Linked DNA regions of Homo sapiens: region 2 is linked to region 1. Evidence: read pairs that join two places in POLR2A ChIA-PET (ENCODE). Cell type or tissue: GM12878. All regions are shown on one strand. Each heading gives the region's core, and the rest is flanking DNA. Links, peaks and the distances in the headings are about the cores only.

Region 1 (8,051 bases), core at 1,565-6,564:
GTCCCTTGTCTCTATGAGATGTTCCAGTATCATTATAAATAAGTTCCCCTTCTTGATTAAACTAGTTTAGGTAGATTTTTGTTAATTACAATCCAAAGATCGCTAAGAAATAGTATGAACTTTATTATAAGATATATTTATTCATTCAGAAAATATTTGTGGAGCAACTACTGTGTTCTGGGTACAGTACAAAATGCTTGAAATTCACTGATGAATAGGATAGACATGGTATCTCCCCTCAGGGACCTTCTACTTGGAGGTAGAATAAAAGACTGGGGCAGGAACAGATCTCAAACAAGTAAATTTCAAGGGTTTTTTTGTTTTTGTTTTTTGAGACAAGGTCTCGCACTGTCACCTAGGCTGGAATACAGTGACACAAACATGGATCACTGCAAATTCGATCCCCTGGGCTCAAGCAATCCTCCCGCCTCAGCCTCTCAAGTAGCTAGGATTACAGGTGTGTACCACCACACCCAGCTAATTTTTTAATTTTTTTTGTAGAGACAGGATACCACTATGTTTCCCAAGCTGATCTTGAACTCCTGGGCTCAAGCAATCCTCCTGCCTCAGCCTCTCAAAGTGCTAGGATTACAGGCGTAAGCCACCACACCTGACCAAATTCCAGGTTTATGAGAACATGTAACAAGGTTATGAGAACATATGAGCTTTGGCCAGGTGAGGTGGCTCATGCCTGTAATCCCAGCACTTTGGGAGGCCGAGGCGGGCAGATCATGAGGTCAGGAGATCGAGACCATGCTGGCTAACATGGTGAAACCCCATTTCTACTAAAAATACAAAAAATTAGCCAGGCATCGTGGTGGGCGCCTGTAGTCCCAGCTACTTGGGAGGCTGAGGCAGGAGAATGGCATGAACCCGGGAGGCAGAGCTTGCAGTGAGCCGAGATTGCGCCACTGCACTCCAGCCCGGGCGACAGAGCAAGAGAAAAAAAAGAAAAAAGAACCTATGAGCTAAGAACTGAGGACTGAGTGGGAGTTGCGTAGAAGGAGCTGGGAATTCAGATGTAGAGTGAGGGGAGCATCCCATATAGGAAGAAGAGCATGAGTGATGATAACTCCATCATTAAGCCAGCATCTTTTGAAGAGAGAGCAATACTTCAGCTGAGTTGGGCCAGCTGAGAGTCCTGGTTTCTCACATTACCCAACTTTGGGCCCTCAGCTAATACATCAGTGAAAGACATTTTCTTTTTCCCCAGAAGCAGCCCAGCAGAGACCACTCCATCCTGTCCTGACTCTTTTCCTTGTTGAGCCATTACATAAGGAGAAATACGAAACACTTCCAGAAAGGCCTTGGCACACTGAACATGATTTGTATATCAATCTCTCCCTTTCATTCATGCTCCTGTCATTCATGCCATAGGAAGAATGCTAGTTTTCTTCCTTATAGCCACTATCCCACCTTCCTTACTCCTATATTGGGGGCAGCAATGTGCCTAGTCTTAGCTAAGACTACATTTTCCTTGCAGATAGGGATGGCTAATGAGAAGTAAGGGGAAGTGATTGGGTGGCGTTTTGAGAAAGCTGTATAAAGGAGGCTAACTTAGCTAGCAAGTACCACTTCATCTTTCCCCCCATCATTCTTCCTTTACCTCCCTGGGACATGGACTTGATGGGTGAGGCCCTAGCAGTCATTTTTTATCCGTGAGGTGATCTTAAGGAGTAAAGTCATGTGCCACAGATAGCAGAGCAGAAGACAAAATAATTCTAATCTGGAGACCTTGTAGATAGAGTCCCCATACCTGCCTGGCCTTTCCTAGGAGAAAACTAAGACCCTGTCTTATTTAGACCACTGTTGACTTGGATCTCTCTTAGTAGCAGCTGAGCAAAATTCTTCACTGATATAACCTCAAAATCCTCTTATAATCCAGTTTCTCTCCACCAAATAGCCCCAAGTCATTCATTCATTCATCAATTCACTGATTGATAACTATTCCATATTCTAGAATCAGATGAGATTATGTGGGTATAAAAGCATGTTGTAAATACCAAAGCATTAAACACATGTTACACTGTGCTATAATTTTCATTAATATTATGACTTATTGTTACTCCAGTATCATAATCAAGGAGATTTTAGTAAGTAGTATGCAATTTGCTGGGGGGAAACTCCTGTTAGTGGTGTGAATTATTGAAACCAGTGCTATTTGATGTCATAAATTAAAGAAGAAAGGGGTGATCTAGTACAAGCACGTCTCAAAGTTTAGTATGCACAGAGAAAAACTTGGGAATCTTGTTAAAATGCCGATTCAGATTCAGAGAGGGTCTGTGGTGGGCCCTGAGATTCTGCATTTCTAAAAAGGTCCTAAGTGATACTGCTTGCCCTGAACCTTTGAATAGCAGGGACCTAGGAGACCTTCCAGGTGCTGGGGAAGAAAATGATAAGAGAAGAGAAAGGTAAGCCGAAAGCAGAGAGGAGAGAATTTCTGAAAATGGGAAACAAGAAGTTATTCTGAAGCTTTACCTTCAAGCAGGTTAGTAACTTAATAAAAGTCAAGAACTGTGCATGCATAATTTCATTTAATTTTTTACAATTTTAGGTAAAAGGAAATATAAGCCTTGTTTTACAATTGAGAAAGTGGAAACTCAAAGAAGTTAAAAATATACCCATAGGAGTCAGGTACAGTGGGCTCACGCCGATAGTCCCAGCCACACAGGAGGCTGACGCAGGAGGATCACTTGAGCCCAGGAGTTCATGACACCCACCTGGGCAACGTGGTGAGATCTTGTCTCAAAAAAAAGAACCCAAAGTCAGCAGTGGCAGGGATAGGATCAGCCCCAAGCTTTTCAGTGTCCAGAGTGTGTATTTTTTCCTAAGCACCTTGAGGGAAGCTTGCTCCTTTTGCTGAATTCTTCCTCCTCATCCAGGACATATTGGTCAGAGGAGGGCAAGACCATTGTAGGGTACCAGACCTACTGCTATTTGAATCTGCTTGGCTCAACTCTTATCAATCCTGAAGGCTTTCTGTGGCTGCTATATTTTGATTTAAAACACTGGAAGCTGGGTTTTGATGGGGCCCCAGGAGTGGGGAGCAGGAGAGGTTTCTGAGGGATGCTTATAAGTTTTTTGAGACACTTTCTGTGTTGTAAGCCCAGTATCACTTGCAGAGGCTGCCATATTCCAGAGTAGCAAGAGCACATCCTGGAGATGGGGAGCTGCCAAGGTGAGAGCAACCCCTGCTTGGGCTCAGACATGGGACCCTCACTTTCTCCTTGGATACATGAGACCATTGAGGGGCTAATAAAACCTGAGATTCGTCCCAGCAATTGGCAGACTGGCAAGTGCCAGGCCCTCGTGAGGACCCTCACTTCTTCCCAAGATAGGAGATAAATGGACACTTTATGTCCCCGCAAAGGGTCAGCCACTCAGGGAGGATCCTCTGTGATTGGCTGCTGGTTCTGCTCCCCACAGCTCTGGTGTAAATCTGGGCCATTTCCTTCTCCAGTTTCCCCCATGTGATTCGCCTTTGGCTAATCTCACTACCGTGGGGAGCTGGGAAAACTTCCCTGCACAATAAATCTTTGATTGGGAAGGTGGTTTTATCATTTGAGAGGAAAGAAAGTTGAAGAAGGAGAGGACGTAAGTGACTAGTGTGTTCAGGGAGTGATGTAAGGGATGTGAAAAGGCAGGGAGGGGTTCCCAGCTGAGCACAAGGTGACAAGAAACGGATAAACCTGGGACTGCAGGGCGGGGTTGAGGAGGTGCCAAGGGGAAGAATCCCAGAGGCACATCAGGAAAGCTAGCCAGGGGCCTGAGTGCAGAAAAGGGCGAAAGAGCTTTCAGATAGAAGAGAAACCAACACACATACTGTGGTTCCCTTTCCTCCCCAGAGGACAAACTGTGGTCTGCTTTGACGTCAGCTATGCAGATGTGCTGAGGCTGTTCGGCATGTTGGTTCCAGGCCTGGGATGCAGCCGGCAGCACCAGAGGCGGGGAGGGAGGGGACACTAGGGGCAGCCTCTCGCTGAAGGATGCCCAGAGGCACCCCAGTGTGGAGCAGCCCAACGGGAAGGACTTAACAGCATCTACTCTGGCTGAGCCTAAATCATCCTCCAGCCTCCTTTATTCCAGGTTCCCACTATCCCCTTGTTTCTGAGACAGCATCAGCATTTCCAGGGCTATGAAGGCCACAGCCACCAGATGGGCTGCAACACTGAATGACATTGGATATCCCAGGCCACCCTTGCTCTGTCTGCCCTGGTCCTAAAAGTAGAGAAAAGCCAGGAAAACCCTCCATGGAGCCCACAGCCTTCACTGTCTCCTGATCACCATGTCATGCTGCTCAAAGTGGTTGACAGTACTTGCTCCCTCTACTTTCTCGATTCTCATTCTCCCAGCAGTCTCTAGTCTAGCTTCTGCCCTGCCCCTTCTACTGAAACTGCTCTTGCTAATGTCATCAACAGTCTAGGGCCAAATCCAGGGGCCACTTCTCAGGCCTTACTTTTTCTATCAGCTATTGCCTGTTGATTATACTCTTTTTTTTTTTGGAGACAAAGTCTAGCTCTGTTGCTCAGGCTGGTATGCAGTGGTGTGATCACGGCTCACTGCAGCCTTGTCCTCTTGGGCTCAAGCGATCCCGCCTCAGCCTCCTGAGTAGCTGGGACTATAGGCATGTGCCAGCATGCCTTTCTAATTTTTTTTTTTTTTCTAGTAGAGATGGGGTTTTGCCGTGTTGCCTAGTCTGGTCTTGAACTCTTGGACTCAAGCAATCCACCCGCCTCCATCTCCCAAAATGTTGGGATTACAGGCGTGAGCCATTGCACCTGGCCTCAGGTTCTTCCTAACTCAAAGCTCTGCCAACTCCTAGGGTGTAGCCCTCAACCTCCTAGTCTAAGACGGTACCATCTCATGCTCCAAACAGCACAATGGAGGGAGGAAAAAAGATGAATGTAAAGGACATGATCCTACTTTCTCTCAAAGATTCCTAGAAGCTGCTATGTGACATTTCCACTTTTTGTTTTTTTTTCTGAGTCGTAGTCTCACTCTGTTGCCAAGGCTGGAGTGCAGTGGTATGATCTCAGCTCACTGCAACCTCTGCCTTTCAGGTTCACGCCATTCTCCTGCCTCAGCCTCCGGAGTAGCTGGGATTACAAACATGTGCCACCATGCCTGGCTAATTTTTTGTATTTTTAGTAGAGACGGGGTTTCACTGTGTTAGCCAGGATGGTCTTGATCTCCTGACCTCATGATCTGCCCGCCTTGGCCTCCCAAAGTGCTGGGACATTTCCACTTTTATATTATTGACCCAAACTCAGTCACATGGTCATATCTATCTGCAGAGAGGCTGGGAAATGTAGTCCTTATTTAGCTAAAAATTGGATTACCATGAATGAGGGGGAGAAAAGATACGGAGGGATATAAAGAAGCTCATGTCAGAGCTTCCATGACACCACCAATGGTGGATTCTACGGACTGGTTCACATAACATCCCTTCCCATCTCCTTCCAGTACATTACAGCTGGGATGTCACACTTCCTACACTCCATTGCAGCTGGCAATCCAAATGAGCTTAGGAATTATCATTCTATAAACTTGCATGTAACTTGAACCTGAAACTAAGTTAACTGGAGAGAGAGGATGCAGGTAGGGCATTCATTTTGCTGATGTGGATTGTGGCAGATTGATTTTGTAGTCCCCAATCAGTACTGGTTTCTGGCCCAGTAGCTTCCTGTGGCAGGAGTGGTGGCAGGTTCTTTCATGATCAGTGATGGCAGAACCGTGATGATTCTTAGGGTTTACAATTATTTCTGGAAGCTCCATTTTAAGTCTACCCCTCCAGCCCTGCTAGTAATGTTGTAAGACAGAACTTTTCAAACTTTAATGTTCATATGAATGGCCTGAAAAATCTAGATAAAACGCAGATTTTGATTCAGTAGATCTGCCATGACATATAAGATTTTACATCTCTAACAAGCTCTAGGGTAATGCCTGATCGGGAAGATGGATTTCTTAGTAACTCAAGCCTGGGGTGTCCTCTGCTCACCTATACCTGGTCATAAATTCCTTTCTACTTTAACTATTGTATTAGTCAGTGTTCTCCAGAGAGACAGAATCAATATATATCAATATCTACTGTATCTGTGTCTGTATCTATAGAGAGAAACTGTCAATGGAAAAAAAAAAACTCTGTAATATATACTATGTTTTAAAGAGGTTTATTTTGAACCAGTATGAGTGACTGCAGCCTGGGGAAAATACAAACCCAGAGCCTCGAGTACGTGCTCCCAAGGCAGTCACAATGCAACTCTGTTTTATACATTTTGGGGAAGCAGAAGTTACAGGCAAAGTCATAAATCAATACATGGAGATTATACTTTGGTTTGGCCCAAAAGGGTGGGACATCTTGAAGTGGGGGCTTGCAGGTCATAAGTAGATTGAGAGATTCTTTAATTTGCAATTGGGTAAAGGAGTAAGGCTTTGTCTAAAATCTTGGAGTCAGCATGAAGGAATGTTTAGGTTTAATTTTAACATACATTAGTTAAGAAATCTGCTAACCATCATGGGATGCTATGCCAGAGTCGGGCTGCAAGAGCAAGACATGATACACTGGGTCAGGGTGACCTGTACGGTCTCTTATTCCTACAAACAGTCCATTCTGTCAGCCTTATGGTCTCAATTTTAATATTAATGCTGATCAGTTGTTCTGTCTACATTGCAAAAGAGAGGGGGTATAACGAGGCTTGTCTGACCTGTCCTGTCATGACTGGGAACTCCATTTTTAAGGTTTTTCTGGGGTCCCGTTGGACAAGAGGGGATCTGTTCAGTGGGCTGGGGGGTTTAGGGTTGTATTTTTAGTTTACATTGACATATGAGAGGAGCATCATTCGGGGGATTGTCTCATGTGATTACGGAGGCTGAGAAGTCCTGCCACAAGCTGTCTGCGAGCTGGAGAACCAGGGAAGCTGTTGGTGTGGCTGAGTCCAAATCCAAAGGCCTCAGAACCAGGCAAGCTGAAGGCATAATTCCCAGTCTAAGGCCAAAGGCCTGAGAACCCAGGGGCCTCTGGTGTTAAGTCCTGGAATCAAAAGGCTGGGGAGCCCAGAGTTGTTGTCCAAGGAGAGGAGAGGAAGAGTGTACCCCAGTTCCAGCAGATAGATGAACACATTCACCTTTTCTCTGTTTTTGTTCTCTCTGGATTCTCAGCAGATTGGATGCTGTCCCCCCACCTTAAGGGTGGATCTTCTCCACAGAATTCACTCAGAATCACACACTTACACATCCCAAAATAATGCTTTACCAGATTTCTAGGAATTTTTTTTTTTTTTTTTTTTTTTGAGACAGAGTCTCAGTCTGTCGCCCAGGCTGGAGTGCGGTGGCGCGATCTCGGCTCACTGCAAGCTCCGCCTCCCGGGTTCACACCATTCTCCTGCCTCAGCCTCCTGAGCAGCTGGGACTACAGGCTCCCGCCACCGTGCCTGGCTAATTTTTTTTGTATTTTTAGTAGAGACGGGGTTTCACCACATTAGCCAGGATGATCTCAGTCTCCTGACCTCGTGATCCACTCGCCTCAGCCTCCCAAAGTGCTGGGATTACAGGCGTGAGCCACGGCGCCCAGCCTCTAGGAATTTTTTAATCCAGTCAAGTTGACACCTAAAATTAACTGTCATTACTACCTAGTGATGGTTCCTGATTCTCCTAATTCTACAATGGTTTCTTCCCTTTCTCTCTTCAGGGATCTTCTTCCTATGTTTGTCCCTTAAATATTGATGTATGCCAGGACTCAAGCTTAGGATCATTGTAGAAACTCTTCCAGGATGATCTCCTTTATTCTCCTGGCTTTAATCACTATTAATCTCAAATTCATATCTATAATCTATCCTCTTTCCTAAGCCCCAAATTCCAGTATTCATAGCTGACCAGAACTGAGTTCTACAGATGAGCAGTGCGTGAAAGAAAGGTTCTGTGGTCAAATAAGCTTGGGAAATGCTGGATCAAATAAAATGAAACTGGTTTCCTTGCTGAGGTACTTCTAGAACTGTTAAATGTGCTAATATGCATTGCGGATTTCTAAGAGGCGGCATGTAGTACCTAGTGTT
Region 2 (5,463 bases), core at 464-5,463, 56 kb before region 1:
TTATTTGTTTAGGATAAATATCTGGAAATGAAATTACTGGGTCATGACACCCTCTAAAAAGATACCAGTTCTCATTAGTGAACACACTTGTCTATTTCCTGTATCCTGCTGAAATTTATTTTCAGTGTTGTACAATTATTACAACTTGGCCTACCTTTCTCCTCTTTTTAGGAAAATCTCTGAAGGAAATGGAAACACCGTTGTCAGCACTTGGAATACAAGATGGTTGCCGGGTCATGTTAATTGGGAAAAAGGTAAATTGCTTTTTCCATCAGAAATCCTCAGAATCAAATGACTGAAGTCTTTTATACATGTTTCTGTTTAGAAGACCAAACTGGGGACCCAGATTCTGCATTGATAAAACACCTCTCTAAACAAATACAATCTTTATTGGTTTTACAGGATTACCAGTTTTGTTGTTCTCATACCCTCCTGCTCCTGTTGGTTAGAACTTTTGCTCTAGGAATTAGGAGCGGTTGTGCTGCCTTAATAATATGTTTTTTGTTTTGGTGGTGGAATCTTGGTCTGGTTAAAATGGTGCCTGGGACAGGTCTCATTCACTTGGAGTAGAATTTGCAAGAGTCTTTTGTTAAAATAAACTTGTAGATATTAAGAATAATCACTCTGTTCCAGTTCAGGAGCCTCTCTCCCTTTAACCAACCTTTTAACTAAAATCTCCCACAAGGGAAAACCTTCGACTGGAAAGGAAGGTTCAGACTAAAGAACTGAGGGGAAAAAAAGACAGATGAGGTCAGCAACCCTTAAGGTGATGAGAGAGGGCTGTGGCCAGCCCTGCATTGTGACACAGCAGAATTATGAGCATATGAAGTTCCCTTATTGTGAGTTAGGTGGCTGAGTAGAGAGAGGGCAGATAAACAAAGTGAAGGCAAAAAAAATCTAATCCAGACTTGGAACTGCCAGGAGACTGGAACTCAGGACTTGCCACAAAGAGAAGTGAATAATTTGGGATAGCATAACTAAGCAGAAAGCTGCTAGACCTATCTATCAATTGTTTACCTGAGAGAAGAGGGAAATATTCTAAATTTCTTGCTTCAGGGTCAGGGAGAATGGTGATGGGCAACAGGCAGAACCAAAGAGTCAAGTTTGAAGAAACTATAGGACTTTTACTTGGAGCTGACACAGAGCGTATGGAGCGAAGTGTGAACTCAAGGAAGGCACCATGGCACATGCCTATTGTCCCAGCAAGTTGGGAGTCTGAGACAGGAGGATCACTTGAGTCCAGGGGTTTGAGGCTGCAGTGAGTTATGATCATGCCTGTAAACAGCCACTGCACTCCAACCTGGGAACCGTAGTGAGACCCTATCTCAAAAAAGAAAAAAGTCTGAACTTAAGTCTAATCTACCTCTTTTGGACTGTGTGATCTCATGTTACTTTACTACATTAAGCCTCAGTTTCATCATCTGTAAAACAGCAGTACTTCCCTGATGGAGTTGTGGTAAGGCTTAAAAAATAGGTAAGGTGCTTAGGATAGTGTGTGGCATGTAGGAAGTGTTCAATAAAAGTATTCATCGTTGTTAACCAGCATCACATTAAACAGGAGCGCTCAATTGGAGGCTGCCATTTAGGAATTCCATTTAAAGGAATGGTAGAATTCCACCTTTCTTGCCATTCTGGACTCCTCACAAGTGTTTACTGAAATGTGATTACCCTCCAGGCTTCAGTCTTGGTTGTTGATCAGTATAGGGCTGAGACTGAATCTGGCACTTGGATTGTCTCCATTCTCTGCACCCAAGCTGTCAGGGCCCTCACCAGAATGTTTACCTAACACCTTCTCTCTAGTCTGGAGTCTTTGTAGATGGAAAACTTGATGTATAACCCTTTGACTTGATTTCCAAGAAGCAACAGAGTTAAAACTGTTATTTCTAGGTGAGTGGCTTCATGCAGGTGTGGTCAGGTATTTTTCCTGACAGAGGCTGCTGTTCTTGTTGATTGCTTTTTCTTTTTTCTTTTTTTTTTTTGAGACAGTCTCGCTCTGTCACCCTGGCTGGAGTACAGGTGCACGATCTCAGCTCACTACAAACCTCCACCTCCCAGGTTCAAGCTATACTCCTGCCTCAGCCTCCCGAGTAGCTAGGACTACAGGTGCACGCCAGCATGCCTGGCTAATTTTTTTGTTTTTTTAGTAGAGACAGTGTTTCACCATGTTGGCCAGGCTGGTCTTGAACTCCTGACCTCAAATGATCTGCCCATCTCGGCCTCCCAAAGTGCTGGGATTACAGGCATGAGCCACCATGCCCAGCCTGTTCTTTTTGACTATTGGCTTTATTTTCTTCTTAAACATTTTAGAACAGTCCACAGGAAGAGGTTGAACTAAAGAAGTTGAAACATTTGGAGAAGTCTGTGGAGAAGATAGCTGACCAGCTGGAAGAGTTGAATAAAGAGCTTACTGGAATCCAGCAGGTAACTCTCTTCATGGACCTTAACTTTCTGCCTTCTATCAGAGCTTCCTGGATATAACTTGTGGTTATGGGGACATGTTCTGCAGTCAGACTCCCTGGGTTCAGATCCTGGATTCACCCTTTCTCTTACTGTGAACAAGTTTATCTTTGTCTCAAGTTCCTCATCTGTAAAAATGGAATAATGGTGACATTTCCCTATTAGGATTGTTGGGAGAATTAAATAATGTAGATTGAGCTTGACACATACTAAGTGCTTTATAAGCATTTATTGTCATAGTTATTGTCAAACCCCAGCCAGCATCCATTTATGCTCACAGGAGAGCACCTGCCTTGCTAGGATCATGTATTGTCTGAAATAGAACAAGTAGCTTCTCTCTGGGCTGTTGTAATGTGTTTGGCAAGGCAAATAACATTTTGTTGGTTCATAGAAGGTCCAAGTTGAACATGATAGTGGGGTTGGGGGAGTCATCCTATTCAATTCCTTATATTAGAGATGGGGTACTAAAACCCAGTAAGGATTAGGACTAGCTCAAGACCACTTTTATTTATTTTTCCCTCTCATTTTATAGCATTAATTGGGGTGTGTTTGTGTTTTGGCTTTTTTTTTTTTTTTTTTTTTTTTGATATGGAGTCTCGCTCTGTCACCCAGGCTGGAGTGCAGTGGTGCAATCTCAGTGGCTCCCTGTAGCCTCTGCCTGCCAGGTTCAAGTGATTCTCCTGCCTCAGCCTCCCGAGTAGCTGGGATTACAGGTGCCGCCTGCCACCACATCTGTCTGATTTTTTTGTATTTTTAATAGAGATGGGGTTTCACCATGTTGGCCAGACTGGTCTCAAACTCCTGACCTCAAGTGATCTGCCCGCCTCGGCCTCCCAAAGTGCTGGGATTACAGGCATGAGCCACTGCGCCCGGCCTATATGTTTGTGTTTTAATTACAGAATACATGCTGACTGTACAAAAGTTTTAAGTACATGTATAGGCACTAATATGGAAAATAAAAATTACCCATGGGGCACCAACTCAGAGATGACGATTACCAAAGCCTGAAATATATTTTTCATCTTAAAAAAATTTGATATAATGTTATTTACACTTTATAAACTATTCTTTTATTGGATAAAAAATTAAACATTTTCCTGTGATGGTATTTTTCAAAGCTCGCATGCATTTCATCTTGTATAAATGTATTATTTACCTAGCCAACTCTGTATTGTTCATTTAATATTATTTTTACCATTATGTGTAATGCTTCTTTGACTGTCCTTGGACGTAAATCTTTTTTGACCATTCCTGGTTTTTTTGGTAGAATAAATTCTTTGAGTTGGAATTGCTGGGTGATGTTTAAAGCTCTTGCTACGTGTTGTGAAATCTGTGTCTGTAGCTCGTGGCTGTGATAAACATCCTCAGAGATCCCTGCTATCCAACTCTTGTCACCAGCTAACTGGTCATTAGGCCAAGCTGTGTGAGTGAACCATTAGACAATTTGATAAAAATAAGCACTGCTGCCATTCTTTAGCATGCGTCTGTGCCACAAGTTAGTGACACATGTACATATATTCCCTTTACCTCACAGTAACCATCTAGGGTGTGGGCATCATAATCTTCATTTTTAAAATGAGGGTACTGAGGCATGAATAGGCTAAATAATTTGCTCAAGATCACAAGTTAGTAAATGGCAGTCAGTTTTCAGGCGTAGGCTTTGAAGACTCTAAACCTGTGCTTTTAACATCTGCCTCTTCTTGTGACTGGGGGCTTCACTGGAGCCAAGCCTCAGGAGGCATTTGCAGCCACAGTGGGTCATGCGAGGTAGAGCAGACTGCAACCTGATAGAATTCTTGGACTGGCCCACGGCCAGCCTTTTTAATTTTTCCAAGAGTTAAAGTTGTGGATCTGAGATGTGGCCTGGCCTGCCAGGGCTATGGTGGGCTCAGTGTGATTGCATCATTAGTATTGTGGCATGGAGTCTTCCGTCAGCCTCAGAGAACCCTTGCAATAATGCATTATTTCCCCGCAGGGTTTTCTGCCCAAGGATTTGCAAGCTGAAGCTCTCTGCAAACTTGATAGGAGAGTAAAAGCCACAATAGAGCAGTTTATGAAGATCTTGGAGGAGATTGACACACTGGTAAGTAAATATTCAGCTGAGAAGAACTAGTTTTCTTTGACTTTATTTCAGTCACATTCACTCTTTCAGTAATTTACTCTCCTATTGCCTGAGCAAACCCATCACTTGAGAATATTAAGCATCTACTATTGTGTGCCAGTCATGTTGCTAGGTCCTGGGTGAATGCATGATGATAAGACAGTTCCTGCTTTCTAGGCACTCACAGCCCTCCAGCATAGGACTTTTATCATTTACACTTATGTTTGCCAGTAGCATCTGTAATCGTCATGAAGCTGGGACCCAAGGAGTCCACGATCTCATGGTCCAGGAAACAGAGGATTTAACTTTCTCTGATGAATATGTGACTGATAATTCTGCAGGGCTCATTACTTATAGATGATTCAGCCAGACCCAGGTCATGTGAGGCCATTGAAAATCATTAACTCTTTTGCAGATGATAGTAATGATATCTCTAGCCTGATGCTTCATTCTTGAAGGTGAACTGCACTGTGTACTTCTGTTGGCCAGGGTGGGTGTAAAGAAGCAGCAGCAGGCACTTTTCCTGTCACAATGAGCCCATGGTGTGGCCAGGGCAGAGTATCCATACATAGGAAACAATAAAAGAACAAAGTCTGTGTTAAAGATCAGTTCCTATGGCCCAGACATTGAGAACACAGGGAGCTTTTATAGGGACAAGAGCCATGGAAAGGCCATACAGGATACAGACCCAGGGAAAGGGTTCCTGAAAATGGATATCACATTTACATTGGTGACCTGTGACCTGTTTTGTGTACTGTGGGTGTTTCTTATGTGCTCTCATGTCATTTTCACTGAGGATTATTTGTTACATGTTTACTATTTACTAACTTGTATTATCAACTTACTCTTCCATAGATCCTGCCAGAAAATTTCAAAGACAGTAGATTGAAAAGGAAAGGCTTGGT

Evidence for each region. ChIA-PET counts read pairs that join two places held together with the same protein. Peaks named below come from ENCODE experiments on the same cell type or tissue, not always from the same donor. Only the 100,000 strongest peaks of a DNase experiment are listed, where the experiment ranks them.
Region 2: POLR2A ChIA-PET joins it to region 1 with 5 read pairs; 2 of 35 experiments call an interaction of 5 or more read pairs at or near these places.

Annotation. Positions count from the first base shown.
Region 1 is chr9:33,198,520-33,206,570 of GRCh38, reverse strand. No RefSeq gene overlaps it. Among named protein-coding and RNA genes, the nearest start is that of B4GALT1, 35 kb to the right of the region's middle. RefSeq lists an enhancer at 4,205-4,254. In GM12878, for the core only: no CTCF peak of the experiment used is centred there; a DNase peak (open chromatin) is centred at 3,840; H3K27ac peaks cover 1,039 bases.
Region 2 is chr9:33,255,878-33,261,340 of GRCh38, reverse strand. It overlaps BAG1 (BAG cochaperone 1), which reads left to right. Exons shown (of 7, transcript NM_004323.6): 3 at 172-254; 4 at 2,308-2,421; 5 at 4,433-4,540; 6 at 5,414-5,463. Among named protein-coding and RNA genes, the nearest start is that of BAG1, 6.1 kb to the left of the region's middle. In GM12878, for the core only: no CTCF peak of the experiment used is centred there; no DNase peak of the experiment used is centred there.